Regions from separate parts of the Homo sapiens genome. Here region 1 is linked to region 2. The links are chromatin contacts, found by Hi-C in ENCODE. All regions are on one chromosome and are shown on one strand. Each heading gives the region's core, a stretch centred on a gene start or an enhancer-like site at or near the end of the contact. The rest is flanking DNA. Distances are from core to core; before and after follow the strand shown.

Evidence for each region. Hi-C counts contacts between places; a loop is a spot of excess contacts on that map. Pooled maps may share reads with other maps.
Region 1: a map of mammary epithelial cell shows a loop between it and region 2 (2.6-fold over the local background). The contact joins the promoter of CWC25 here to the promoter of EPOP in region 2. A Hi-C loop is called at or near these places in 1 of 168 maps with a recorded cell type or tissue (mammary epithelial cell) and 10 of 50 pooled maps.

The regions. Positions count from the first base shown.
Region 1 is chr17:38,821,101-38,827,522 of GRCh38, reverse strand. CWC25 (CWC25 spliceosome associated protein) reads left to right here and starts at 2,202. Exons shown (of 10, transcript NM_017748.5): 1 at 2,202-2,357. The coding sequence starts at 2,340. MIR4727 (microRNA 4727) reads right to left here and starts at 1,685; the gene lies at 1,631-1,685. RefSeq lists an enhancer at 2,863-3,494.
Region 2 is chr17:38,670,097-38,676,331 of GRCh38, reverse strand. EPOP (elongin BC and polycomb repressive complex 2 associated protein) reads left to right here and starts at 1,375. Exons shown (of 1, transcript NM_001130677.2): 1 at 1,375-4,629. The coding sequence starts at 1,837. The coding sequence ends at 2,976. RefSeq lists an enhancer at 2,132-2,967 and a silencer at 4,242-4,536.

The DNA.
Region 1 (6,422 bases), core at 953-3,452, 150 kb before region 2:
ACAGAGTTTTGCTCTTGTTGCCCAGGCTGGAGTGCAATGGCGCTATCTTGGCTCACCACAACCTCTGCCTCCTGGGTTCAAGTGATTCTCCTGCCTCAGCCTCCAGAGTAGCTGGGATTACAGGCATGTGCCACCACGCCCGGCTAATTTTGTATTTTTAGTAGAGACGGGGTTTCTCTATGTTGGTCAGGCTGGTCTCAAACTCCCAACCTCAGATGATCTGCCCGCCTCAGCCTCCCAAAAGTGCTGGGATTACACGCGTGAGCCACCGAGCCCAGCCTGTTTCTTTCTTTCTTTCTGTTTTTTTTGAGACAAAGTCTCACTCTTGTCGCCCAGGCTATAGTGCAGTGGTGCCATCTTGGCTCACAGCAACCTCCACCTCCTAGGGTCAAGTGATTCTCTTGTGTCAGCCTCCCAAGTAGCTGGGATTACAGGCACCCGCCACCACGCCCGGCTAATTTTTGTATTTTTAGTAGGATGGGGTTTTTCCATGTTGGCCAGGCTGGTCTCAAACTCCCAACATCAGGTGATCCACCCACCTGCCTCGGCCTCCCAAAGTGCTGGGATTACAGGAGTGAGCCACCGCGCCCGGGCAATAAGTATTTTTAAAAAGCCATAAGAACTAATAAGTGAATTTAGCAAGCCTGTAAAATAGAAGGTTACTATACAAAAGCACGTTCTTATCTATTAGTAGCAAACAATTGGAAAATTAAAATTTTTAAATTTTATTTAAAATAGCATCACAGGCCGGGTGCCTGTAATCCTTGCATTTTGGGAGGCCAAGGTAGGCGGATCACCTGAGGTCAGGGGTTCCAGACCAGCCTGGCCAACACGGTGAAATCCCATCTTTACTACAAACACAAAAATCAGTAGGTCGTGGTGGCGTATGCCTGTAATCCCAGCTACTCGGGAGGCTGAGGCAGGAGAATCGCTTGAACCCAGGAGGCGGAGGTTGCAGTGAGCTGGTATTGCGCCACTGTACTCCAGCCTGGGCAACAGAGTGAGATTCCGTCTCGAAATAAATAAATAAATAAATAAATAAATAAATAAATAAATAAATAAATAAATAAATAAAATAGCATCACAAAAAATACAACATTTAGAATAAATTTAACAAAAGATGTGCAAAACTTCTATTCTGAAAATTACAAAACAGGTCGGGCGCAGTGGCTCACACCTGTAATCCCAGCACTTTAGGAGGCCGAGGTAGGAGGATTGCTTGAGTCCAGGAGTTTGAGACAAGCCTGGGTAAGATGGCAAAACCCTGTTGCTACAAAAATAAAAATAGCCAGGCGCGGTGGCTTATGTCTGTAATCCCAACACTTTGGGAGGCTGAGGCGGGGAGATCACTTGAGGTCGAAATTCGAGACAAGCCTGAGCAACATGGTGAAACCCTGTCTCTACAAAAAATACAAAAATTAGCCGGGCGGGTGGCGGGCGCCTGTAATCCCAGCGACTTGGGAGGCTGAGGCAGGAGAATTGCTGTCCGGGAGGCGGAGGTTGCAGTCAGCTTCGACCGCAGCCTGGGAGAGCAAAACTCCTTCTCAAAAAACAAAAACAAAGGGAGAAGAAGAAAAAGAAAAAGAAAAAAGAAAAACATGCCAAAAACACATAGTAACTGAAGGGAAAGGAATCTGCCAGCTTCCCACTATGGGAAAATCTGCCACTGTGGAAGCTGGCAGATTTTAAAAGTTTGGCAAACGGAAGCTGATGGAATTTCGATTTGATGGTTTCTATTTAGCTTCGTAAAATAGGCCTGGCATAAGGGGATTTGCTGTGAGTCAAGGTCTGAGGAAAGCGCCAGTTTGCAAAGCCGTTTTGGAAAACTGGAGCGTGGGGGTGTGTGCAGGGTGAGGGGAGGAGGCCTAGTCTGGTCCACCTTAGGTCTAGCAGAGACTACGTGGAGCTTTGAGCCGAATGCCCTGGTGAGCTGCCATGGCAACACAGCCGTGGGCACAGGCCCACGGCAACCCATCACTGAACAGAGTTGTGGCGTTTCAACAGAGAGTCTGGGACATCAGGCAACGTGGCGACCCGAAGCAGCCAAAATGAGACCTCGACAGCAAAGGCCTCGACAGCGGAGCCCGGACCTTTGCAAAATCTGCAAGTAACGCCAACGTCACAAAGCGCGACCGAGCCCTGTACGTCATCGTTCCGCGACGCCGACGCGGTGAGATGACGCCCTCCCGGAAGTGACCTCTAGAGCGGTGGTGAAACTGGCAGTTGACGGCTCCTGGGACTAGATCCCGCGAGGTAGCCCCCGAACTATTTCTCTACGTTTTCTCTTGATCCTCCCGAAATCTTCCAGATCCGCGTAGTGAGGAATCGTCTCCACCGTCATGGGGGGCGGAGACCTGGTGAGTGGAGGGAGGCCTGGGCGGGGGAGGACTGAGGCCGGGACGGAAATTGGCAGGGGGTGGGGGTAGAGGAAGGAGTGGATAACCATGGCAACGCAGCTTTGCTTTCGCCGGGAGGAGGCCGTTGCCCTGAAGAGGGGATGGATCCTTAGGGCAATGGAGGGGTGGGACTGAGATTTGGGAAAGTCCGAGGTGTGTCGCGAACAGTGACAGGTGGTGTTTGCGTGTTTGTTGACTGCGGCTCTACCGGCTGTAAATTCTGGGAAGACCGGGGAGGGGGCGGATGGAGCCATGGCTAGGAAAGGAGGTAGATATGGAGGACGTGTCACCACACTTTGTTTTGTATATCTTGTCTTGCCACACACCTCTCTTCCTTGGGTGAGAGTTCAGAGTCATGTCCTGGACTGAAGTAGGGGTGGTTTGTGCCCCATTCTCCCTACCCTAAGCCATGCCCTGGGGTCGTTTTTTATTTTTTATTTTTTTGAGACGGAGTTTCTTGTTGCCCAGGCTGGAGTGCCATGGCGCGATCTCGGCTGACCGCAACCTTTCCCTCCTGGGTTCAAGCGATTCTCCTGCCTCAGCCTCCCGAGTAGCTGGGATTACAGGCATGCGCCACCACACCCGGCTAATTTTGTATTTTTAGTAGAGACAGGGTTTCTCCATGTTGGTCAGGCTGGTCTCGATCTGCCGACCTCAAGTGATCCGCCCGCCTCGGCCTCCCAGAGTGCTAGGATTACAAGGGTTAGCCACAGCGCCCGGCCCTGGGGTCCTTTTTAAGCCTGAAGGGATCTTCCTGTCCATCTTTCTGACTTCCACACCTCCTTCAGTGCTGGATTCTGATCTGTAGTGGCAGAGCTTGCTTTTGAATTCATACCACTTAATATAAGTTATGTGGCAATGTCTCTTAAACTGAAACGTTCATTTGTAAAGCGCTAAGGCCCCAAATAGGGTAAATGTACCCACAAGAGCATGGGGCAAGGTTGGGAAAATGCTAGCCTCCGGAAAGTGGAGCTAATTGAACCAGCAAGTAGATCAGCTTAGCCGCCTGCCCAGTAAACCTATTAGTTTGTCATGTGTTCTCAATCACAGTGAGTGCCAGGACTCCATCTAGTTTCATCCAATTTAGTGTATTCTTCACATAACTGCATTTAAGGACAGGAAAGCTCTAATCCAGGGTTTCTCAACATTAGCGCTCTTGACAGTTTGGCCTAGATAATTCTTTGGGGGTGTGTGGTAGTGGTGGTAGTTGGGCTGTCCTGTGCATTGTAGAATGTTTAGCAGCATCACTGGCCTCTAGCCACTAGACTGGAGCTATCCACTAACACCCGTCTCCACCAGTTGTGACAGCCAAAAATGACTCCAGAAGATTTTCTCCCTGGGGAGCAAAATAATCTATGCTTGAGGCAGGGAGGACAAGATGGGAAGGGTTAGAGGGAGAAAGAGGGAGGGAGTGAGGGAGGAAGGACGGAAGGATGGACGGATGGTCAGACCAACTGACGGACTGACCCACAACCAACCAACTGAATGACCTGACGAAGGGGAGAGGCAGGACAAGGAGGGGAAGAGAAAAGGAAGAAAAGGGAGCTCTCATTGACCGAACATTTTCCACATGCCAAGTACCTTGTGGACATGATCTTATTTTCTTAATTGGTCTCCTGGTCCTCTCCAGTCCATTCTCTTTTCTTTTTTTTTTTTTAAGATGGAGTCTCAGCCAGGTGCAGTGGCTCATGCCTGTAATCCCAGCACTTTGGGAGGCAGAGGCGGGTGGGTCACGAGGTCAGGATTTGAGACCAGCTTGGCCAAGATGGTGAAACCCCGTCTCTACTAAAAATACAAAAATTAGCTGGGAGCAGTGGCGGGCGCCTGTAATCCCAGCTACTTGGGAGGCTGAGGCAGGAGAATCGCTTGAACCCAGGAGGTGGAGGTTGCAGTGAGCCAAGATTGCACCACTGCACTCTAGCCTGCGTGACAGAGCAAGACCTCGTCTCAAAAAAAAAAAAAAAAAAGTTAAAAAAAAAGTTGGAGTCAGGCTGGGTGTGGTGGCTCACACCTGTAATCCTAGCACTTTGGGAGGCCAAGGCGGGCAGATCATGAGGTCAGGAGATCGAGACCATCATGGCTAACACGGTGAAACCCGTCTCTACTAAAAATACAAAAAAAATTAGCTGGGCATGGTGGCGGATGTCTGTAGTCCCAGCTACTCAGGAGGCTGAGGCAGGAGAATGGCGTGAACCTGGAAGGTGGAGCTTGCAGTGAGCCAAGATTGCGCCACTGCACTCCAGCCTGGGCGACATCTCAAAAAAAAAAAAAAAAAATTGGCCAGGCGTGGCGGCGCATGCCTGTAATCCCTTTACATGGCTTATAAGGCCCTTATTCTGCTCCTTTCTCACTTGGCTTCTTCTTGCGTCCCTGCACCATCAGCTTGCCACATCTCCAGCCACACTGAATTATTGCTATGTTCTTTCTCACCACCAGGACTGCACTTGTCTGTACTGTTCCCCTCTGTTTGGAAATCTACCCCCCTCATCTCCCCTTCACACATCACCAGGCTAGTTTACAATTGTCTTTAGATATTACTTACTTTGGGGAACATTTCATTATTGGGAAAGTGAACCAAAGCAGTATCTGATGGGGAGGAGAGAGAGAAGTGTTCTTTGAGGGTGAATGGGGAGATCAGAACCAAGGAGAGATTCCTGGGAAGGAAAGTTGAAAGAGATTCTGGGTGGGTTGTAAACCATGCAAGTTTAGGGCAGGTGAAGTAGACCAAGCTAAGGTAGGTTGAGTTCCAAAGAATGAATGTCCATGCCAGGCACGGTAGCTCATGCCTGTAATCCCAGCACTTTGAGAGGCCAAGGCAGGCGGATCACCTGAGGTCGAGAGTTTGAGACCAGCCTGACCAACATAGAGAAACCCCATCTCTACTAAAAATACAAAATTAGCCGAGTGTGGTGGCGCATGCCTGTAATCCCAGCTACTCAGGAGGCTGAGGCAGGAGAATCATTTGAACCCAGGAGGCAGAGTTTGCCGTGACCCGAGATCCTGCCATTGTACTCCAGCCTAGGCAAGAAGAGTGAAACTCCGTCTCAAGAAACAAAAAAGGCTGGGCACGGTGGCTCACCCCTGTAATCCCAGCAGTTTGGGAGGCCACTGCGGGCAGATCATGAGGTCAGGCGTTTGAGACCAGCCTGGCCAATGTGGTGAAACCCCATCTCTACTAAAAAATACAAAAATTAGCCAGGCATGGTGGCACGTGCCTATAGTCCAGCTACTCAGGAGGCTGAGGCAGGAGAATTGCTGGCACCCGGGAGGCGGAGGGTGCAGTCAGCCGAGATAGCTGCACTCCAGCCTGGGTGACAGAGTAAGACTTTAAAAAAAAAAAAAAAAGAATGAATGTCCACTGTCAGAAGTGCATGAGTTCTGTTCTCTTTCAAAATATGTGCCTTCCTGCTCATTACTGCATTCCTCCTGTCTTGTCATCACCAACTCTGATTTAGGTATGGCTAGTGGAAGGATGACTTGTATGCTTTTAAGGTTAAAACTGTTTGAAGGGAATTCAGGAAGGACCCGTTCTATCCTGAAGCTTTCTTGTTCTTGTTCTTGTTGTTTTGAGACGGAGTCTTGCTCTGTCGCCCAGGCTGTAGTGCAGCAGCGCAGTTTCGGCTCACCGCAACCTCCGCCTCTTGGTTCAAGCGATTCTCCTGCCTCAGCCTGCTGAATAGCCGGGACTACAGGCGCACCTGCCACCACGCCCAGCTAATTTTTGTATTTTCAGTAGAGGCGTTTCATCATGTTGGCCAGGCTGGTCTAAAACTCCTGACCTCAAGTGATCTTCCCGCCTCCGCCTCCCAAAGTGCTGGGATTACAGGTGTGAGCCACTGCGCCCGACCTGTCCTGAAGCTTTATACACTTGAACAAGCTCCCCTTCCCCTCTAGATGTGTGAGAGATTATTGGAAGAAAACCTTGCCATTGTTGAAGACATCTTGCCCTCACACGCCTGCCTTGGGTATGGAAGGGTGGGTGAGGCAGGGCTAGTTATACCCACCACTCAGTCACCCCCCGAATTA
Region 2 (6,235 bases), core at 126-2,625:
CTCCTTACCCCTGTCCTCCCAGATGTTATTTGATGACACATAGGGAAACTACACCTCTGTTGTCACTGCTAGAAGGGCCCGGAGGCAAGCTGCATCATTTGTCCCCGTTCTGAAACCCTCTCTTGTCCTGGCTCCAGAATAAGATATTTATCTGTGGGGCCGCCCCCAGCATTCTTCCACACCTTTACCCCAAGTCATCATACCAATCTCTGTATTTCCACAGATAGGAAACGGCAGTATTCCAATAACCTGATTTTTATCAAGAGAGAAATATCCCAAGGATTCATTCACTCGCTCACTTGCTCATTCATTCATTCACACATATTGATTGAGCACCTATTATATCTTGGCCACTGTTCTAGGCAGTGGGGGATGCACCAATGATCAAGACAAAGTTCTCGTCAACTCATTTCCAGACTAATGGGAGAGACAGACACTAAAGAATAAATCCATTTACAGACTTTTATGTAACAATAAGCTATGCAGAAACTAAAGAAGGTTAAGGGGATAGAACAGGGTGGGGGTGTGTGCTGCATTATCAGAATTTGTACTGGGAATTCACTTTTTCTTTATTTTCCTTGGGGCAGATGAGAGTGAGGGTCTGCGCGTGCCCTCCTCTGGCCTCTTCAACCGGTTTGGCAGATCAAACCTCAGAGGGGGGCATCCTGGGATTGGGGGTCAGGGGTTGCAGAGTCAGCCCTCGGAATTTAGTTGAGGCGGAGTATTTAGATACTGCATCAGAGAAATGGAAATAGATACCGAGACAGCCTATTTATCGGCTTCCATGGATGTAATAACACTCCCACCCTTCCAAATTTATTTTTTTTGTTCATCTTGCATACAAGTACTGAATTATTAACTACTTATACATTACAGCATTTTTGAGCCTACTGTGTGCCACGCACTGTTTTAGGGGCCATTCACGGCCCGCTAGAATCCCTGCTGTGCAAAGCTTGTAAACAACCATTGCCTCATTTCATCTTTCCCCTAAACATTATTTCTGAGATTCATCTACGTTGATTCACATAGCTCTTTTAGTCCCAAGAGGGCAGATATGAACCGTCCCATTTTACAGATGCAAAACCGTGACTGCTCGGGAAAAAACGAGTGGCTTTGCGACGACGAAATCCCAGGACGCCACCGGGCCACGTGCGGCGGCGCATCTGGCCGCTCGCGATCCCACCCGCGCACGCTCCCTCCCGCGCTCCCTCCCAGCCGCCGCCGCGCCGGGTCCACGTGTGTGTGTCTGTGTGCGGAATGGGGACGGGGGCGGTGCCGCCGGAGGGGTGGGGTCCGGGCTAACGTCACGGGCGGTGCGGCCCAATCAGCGGCGGGCTCGCGGCCCCGGCGCTGGTATTGGGGCAGCGAGGGGGCAGTTCTCTATAACGCGGTCTCCGGGAGCCAGCGGGGAAGAAAGAAACCGAGCGGGCGGAAGGCGCCCTCCCCGCCGCCTGGGCCCGGGCACCGGGTGCCGGGCCCGGGGTCCTTCCCGCCTCCCGCGGCCGCCGGCCGCTTTGTTTCCCCTGCCTCTGCGCTTCGGGCGACTCGAGAGGGTCTCCCGCCGGGGTTGCGAAGGGGACGCGGCGGCAGAAGGGCGGCCGACCCCGCCGGGACTCACAGGGACCCAGGAGTCCGGCCGCCGGGAGGGCCGCGTGAGGAGAGCGAAGAGGGAGCCCGAGCTCTGCGGCCCCGGGTGGCGGGCCGGGGGCGCCCGTGAGCAGAGACCTCCCCGTCGACGGGGGGCGATGTTCCCCTCACCCGTGGGCTCTTCGGGCAGCCAGGGCATCCCGCCGCTGGGACCTGGACCCGCTCAGTGGGCACCCCTCAGGCTGCTCCATGGAGACCCTGTGCCCTGCGCCCCGCCTGGCAGTGCCGGCGTCCCCGCGAGGGTCGCCCTGCTCCCCCACGCCCCGGAAGCCGTGTCGGGGGACCCAGGAATTCTCTCCGCTGTGCCTGCGTGCCCTCGCCTTCTGCGCCCTTGCCAAGCCCCGGGCGTCCTCTCTGGGCCCGGGGCCTGGGGAGCTGGCGGCGCGGTCCCCAGTGCTGCGGGGCCCTCAGGCCCCCCTGCGCCCTGGCGGCTGGGCCCCGGATGGCCTGAAGCACCTCTGGGCACCGACCGGGCGGCCCGGCGTTCCTAACACCGCCGCCGGCGAGGATGCGGACGTCGCAGCGTGCCCCCGCCGCGGAGAGGAGGAAGAGGGCGGAGGCGGTTTCCCGCACTTCGGCGTTCGCTCCTGTGCACCTCCGGGCCGCTGCCCTGCGCCCCCGCACCCTCGGGAATCTACGACCAGCTTCGCCTCGGCCCCGCCTCGCCCGGCCCCGGGTCTCGAGCCTCAGCGTGGCCCAGCCGCCAGCCCGCCTCAGGAACCCAGTTCCCGGCCTCCGTCGCCACCTGCGGGCCTCTCCACCGAGCCCGCGGGTCCCGGGACGGCGCCGCGGCCGTTCCTGCCCGGCCAGCCTGCCGAAGTCGATGGAAACCCCCCGCCGGCCGCCCCCGAGGCTCCAGCGGCCAGCCCCTCGACGGCCAGCCCGGCTCCGGCCGCACCCGGAGATCTCCGCCAGGAACATTTCGATCGTCTGATCCGCCGGTCGAAACTTTGGTGTTACGCGAAGGGCTTCGCCTTGGACACTCCGAGTTTGCGCCGGGGGCCAGAGCGGCCGCCTGCGAAAGGGCCGGCTCGGGGAGCCGCCAAGAAACGCCGGCTGCCGGCGCCCCCTCCGCGCACCGCGCAGCCCCGCCGCCCTGCACCGACGCTCCCCACCACGAGCACCTTCAGCCTCCTCAACTGCTTCCCCTGCCCCCCGGCCCTGGTGGTGGGGGAAGACGGAGACCTAAAGCCGGCATCCTCGCTTCGCCTCCAGGGAGACTCTAAGCCCCCGCCCGCCCACCCGCTGTGGAGGTGGCAGATGGGGGGTCCCGCTGTCCCTGAGCCCCCTGGCCTCAAATTCTGGGGGATCAACATGGATGAAAGCTGACCGTGGGACTTCTGCCAAAGGGGAAAAGTTGGGACCATGGCCAAACCGCGGGCTTGAGGAGGGAGCCCCGTTTCTCACATTTGTCCCCTTCCTTTACATTTTAGGAGCTGTGGGCAGAGGGACCTAAATAACAGTGATCTTCATTCAAGCACCTAAGTTTTCGGGGTGACAGTCCCTCCCCCTCATCCTTTGCAGAGGAACCCAGGGCTGGAGTCGGGAGAAGGCTGATGACATAGATTCCAATCCCTGCCTCCTTCCATCTCGGACCGTTGGAGGCAGGGCCTGCACCCCAGTGGGAGCAAAGGAGGCCACCGCTCAAAGACACCCCCCCACCCAAAAAAAAGGGGAGAAGAGAGAGACCTCGGTGATGGACAAACCGGTTGTTACTGTGTCTGTGGGCGAGCCTGGGGTGCGGGGCTGTGGTGGGGGTGGGGAGATGATTGGCAGCTCCCTGGGGGCATCCCCCACCCCCACTGTCCAGGCCTTTAACCCTTTGCTCCCCTCAGGCCTTCCCTAACGCTCCAAGCACCGCTGGAGCCTTTAATGGGTGAGGGAACTTGGGTAAGAGGAAGATCACCCCCTTCCTGTCCCCTTTCTAGGCCCCCTCAAGTGCAGGTGACCCTTAATTGGTGAGATCTTCAGCCTCAGCCGCCGACCTTTCCCTTTTGTCCAGTTTTGGAGTTCCCGTTTTTTCCTTGTTTGCTTTCCGAGTGTAAGGTCTGGCCGGTGAGAAAGATTTCCCCCAACCTTGATTAATCAGCCCCCTCCCCCAACTTACTTCCCTTAGGACGGGTAGGGCTGAGGGACCTCCTCTCCTGGAAAGTGCTTACTTTGCCTGGGGAAGGGGCTAGACACTGTCCCAGGGAAAGTAATAGAAGGTGGAAGAAATCAATAAAATCAGACCAAACAAGTCGCCTTTCGAGGGCCTCCACCGATTTATGGATGAGAGGGGGTGGAGGTGGAAGGCAGGCCCAAGTCCATTCTTTGGACACCCAAACTCAGCCCCCTTAAAGAGTGGAAACAAAACAAGCTGCACTTTGCAGAGGTGGTAAATGAAAGGACTCTTGGCCTAACTTCAAGAGTCCCCTGGGGTTTGAAGGGGCAAAGTTTGAGTCTGGATGGAACCTGGGCTGAGGTACCTTAAGCTTCCCCCCGCAACACCCCAGCCTCAGGGATTGCGGGAGTTGTCAGAGATCTGATGGATCCGAAAGGGGCAGGGCCAGGGGATTAGGTTTGGGGTCAGAGGTTCTGTTTTCCAGGGGAGGGGTGAGATAGGCCTGGATCATGCCCTCTGCCATGCCCTCCAGCTAGGAGGATCTTGAGTCAGAGAGGATTGGAAGTGCTTTCTCCTCCACCCAGGTGAGGTCAGGGGAGCTTAGGTCTTAGGGAGATGGCAAGTTGAGGTATGAAGGGAAGCTGGGGCTTTTGGAGCTGCCGAACAACTGAGGGACCCAGTGCGCCTTCCATCCCGCACTAGTGAATAGCGCCCCCTCTTCCCCCGAAAACGAGGTGCGAGAGGAACAATTCCCACGCTGGGGAAGGACTTGTCTCCTTTTCTGTGAAAATGCTTTGTAAAAAGTTGTTATTGTTTGCATAGAGCAGATTCTTGAGAAAAACTGTTTTGGACCATAAAAGTTTTGTTTGTTTTAAAAACTGTCTCCTTTCATTTTTCTTTCCTTGGGGGTGAGGGTGGGGGTGGGGTGGGTGGGCACTTCTCTCTTTTTCCTTAACATCTGGCCTCTGTGAACCCTGCTGACCTCCCCTCCCCCTCCAGCTGTGTTGTGGGAGGAGGAGGAAGAAGGGGTGGGGGAGTGCCTTCCACCCTGTGCTTCGGGAGTCTCCATCTTATTTTGCCCCCCAAGAATGGAGAACGGGAGGAAGAAGACACAAGGGGTGGGGAGAGAATCGCTGTGAAGAGGGGGGCTGTCAGAAGTCTGGAAAGGCAGACTCCCTGATTTTCAAAGACCCCTTGGTTTTAGTAACGCGCTCCGGGTCAGCGTCTGCCCCACCCGCCTGCCTGGAGCCGGGCACGGGATGATGGTGTGAGCTCTGGGTGAAGGAGGAAGGGCTGGTGGGCATGAAATACTCTTCTTGGACTTTCCTCCTCTTCGGGGCAGGAGGAGATGCTGTTAATTTAGGTTCTTTCCTCCCTGCATCACCTGCCCCCACCCTCACTCCCCCACCCCCGCCCTGCAAGTGAAAGGGTTACAACTCAACCTGGAAGGGGGCGGGGTGGCGAGTTAAAAAACACACCTTTTGGCCAAATAAGATTTAATTCTAGTTATTTTACAGAATAGGGAACTACGTTAGTTTCCAGGGCTGCCATGACAAATCATAACAAACTTGGTGGCTTAAAAGACAGATATTTAAGCGGCCGGGTAAGGTGGCTCACGCCTGTAATCCCAGCATTTTGGGAGGCCGAGGCGGGTGGATCACAAGGTCAGGAGATCGAGACCATCCTGGCCAACATGGTGAAACCCTGTCTCTACTAAAAATACAAAAACTAGCTGGACTTGGTGGCGCATGCCTGTAATACCAGCTAGTCTGGAGGCTGAGGCAGGAGAATCGCTTGAACCCGGGAGTCGGAGGTTGCAGTGAGCCGAGATCATACCACACTGCACTCCAGCCTGGCGACAGAGTGAGACTCCATCTCAAACAACAACAACAAACCCCGATATTTCTTCTCTTCCATTTACTGGGACCAGAGGTCCAAACCTAAGGCATTGCAGGGCCGAACTCCCTCCGAAGGCTCTCGGGAAGGGCCCCCTCCGTGCCTCTTCCAGCTTCTGTGGCCCCAGGTGTTCCTTGACTTGGGGCTGCAGAGTTCCCATTCTCCCATGGTATGGCCCTCCCCTCTCCTGTCTGTCACAAGGACACTTGTCATTGGCTTTAGGGCCCACCAGACAATCCAGGATGATCTCGTCTTGACATCTTTAATTAAGTTACATTTACAAAGACCCTTTTTCCAAATGAAGTCATATTCACAGGCTCTGGGGGAGTGGGGGCTGGGGATTAGGACCTGGACACATCTTTTTGGGTTCCATCATTCAGCCCACCCCAGAAACTGAGTCCCAGAAAAGAAAGAAACTTGCCCAGACTTCTGGGGGAAGCAAACAGGTACTGAGTATTTGGGGTTGGAATAGGGAAAAGCGTGCTTCCAAGCGAGGGCCACAAGTTTCTCCGAACAGGAGCCGCCTGGGGAAAGGGGAAAGGGACCCCTGGCTTTCCCTAGGCTCTGAGCTCCCGGGAATCTGGGACT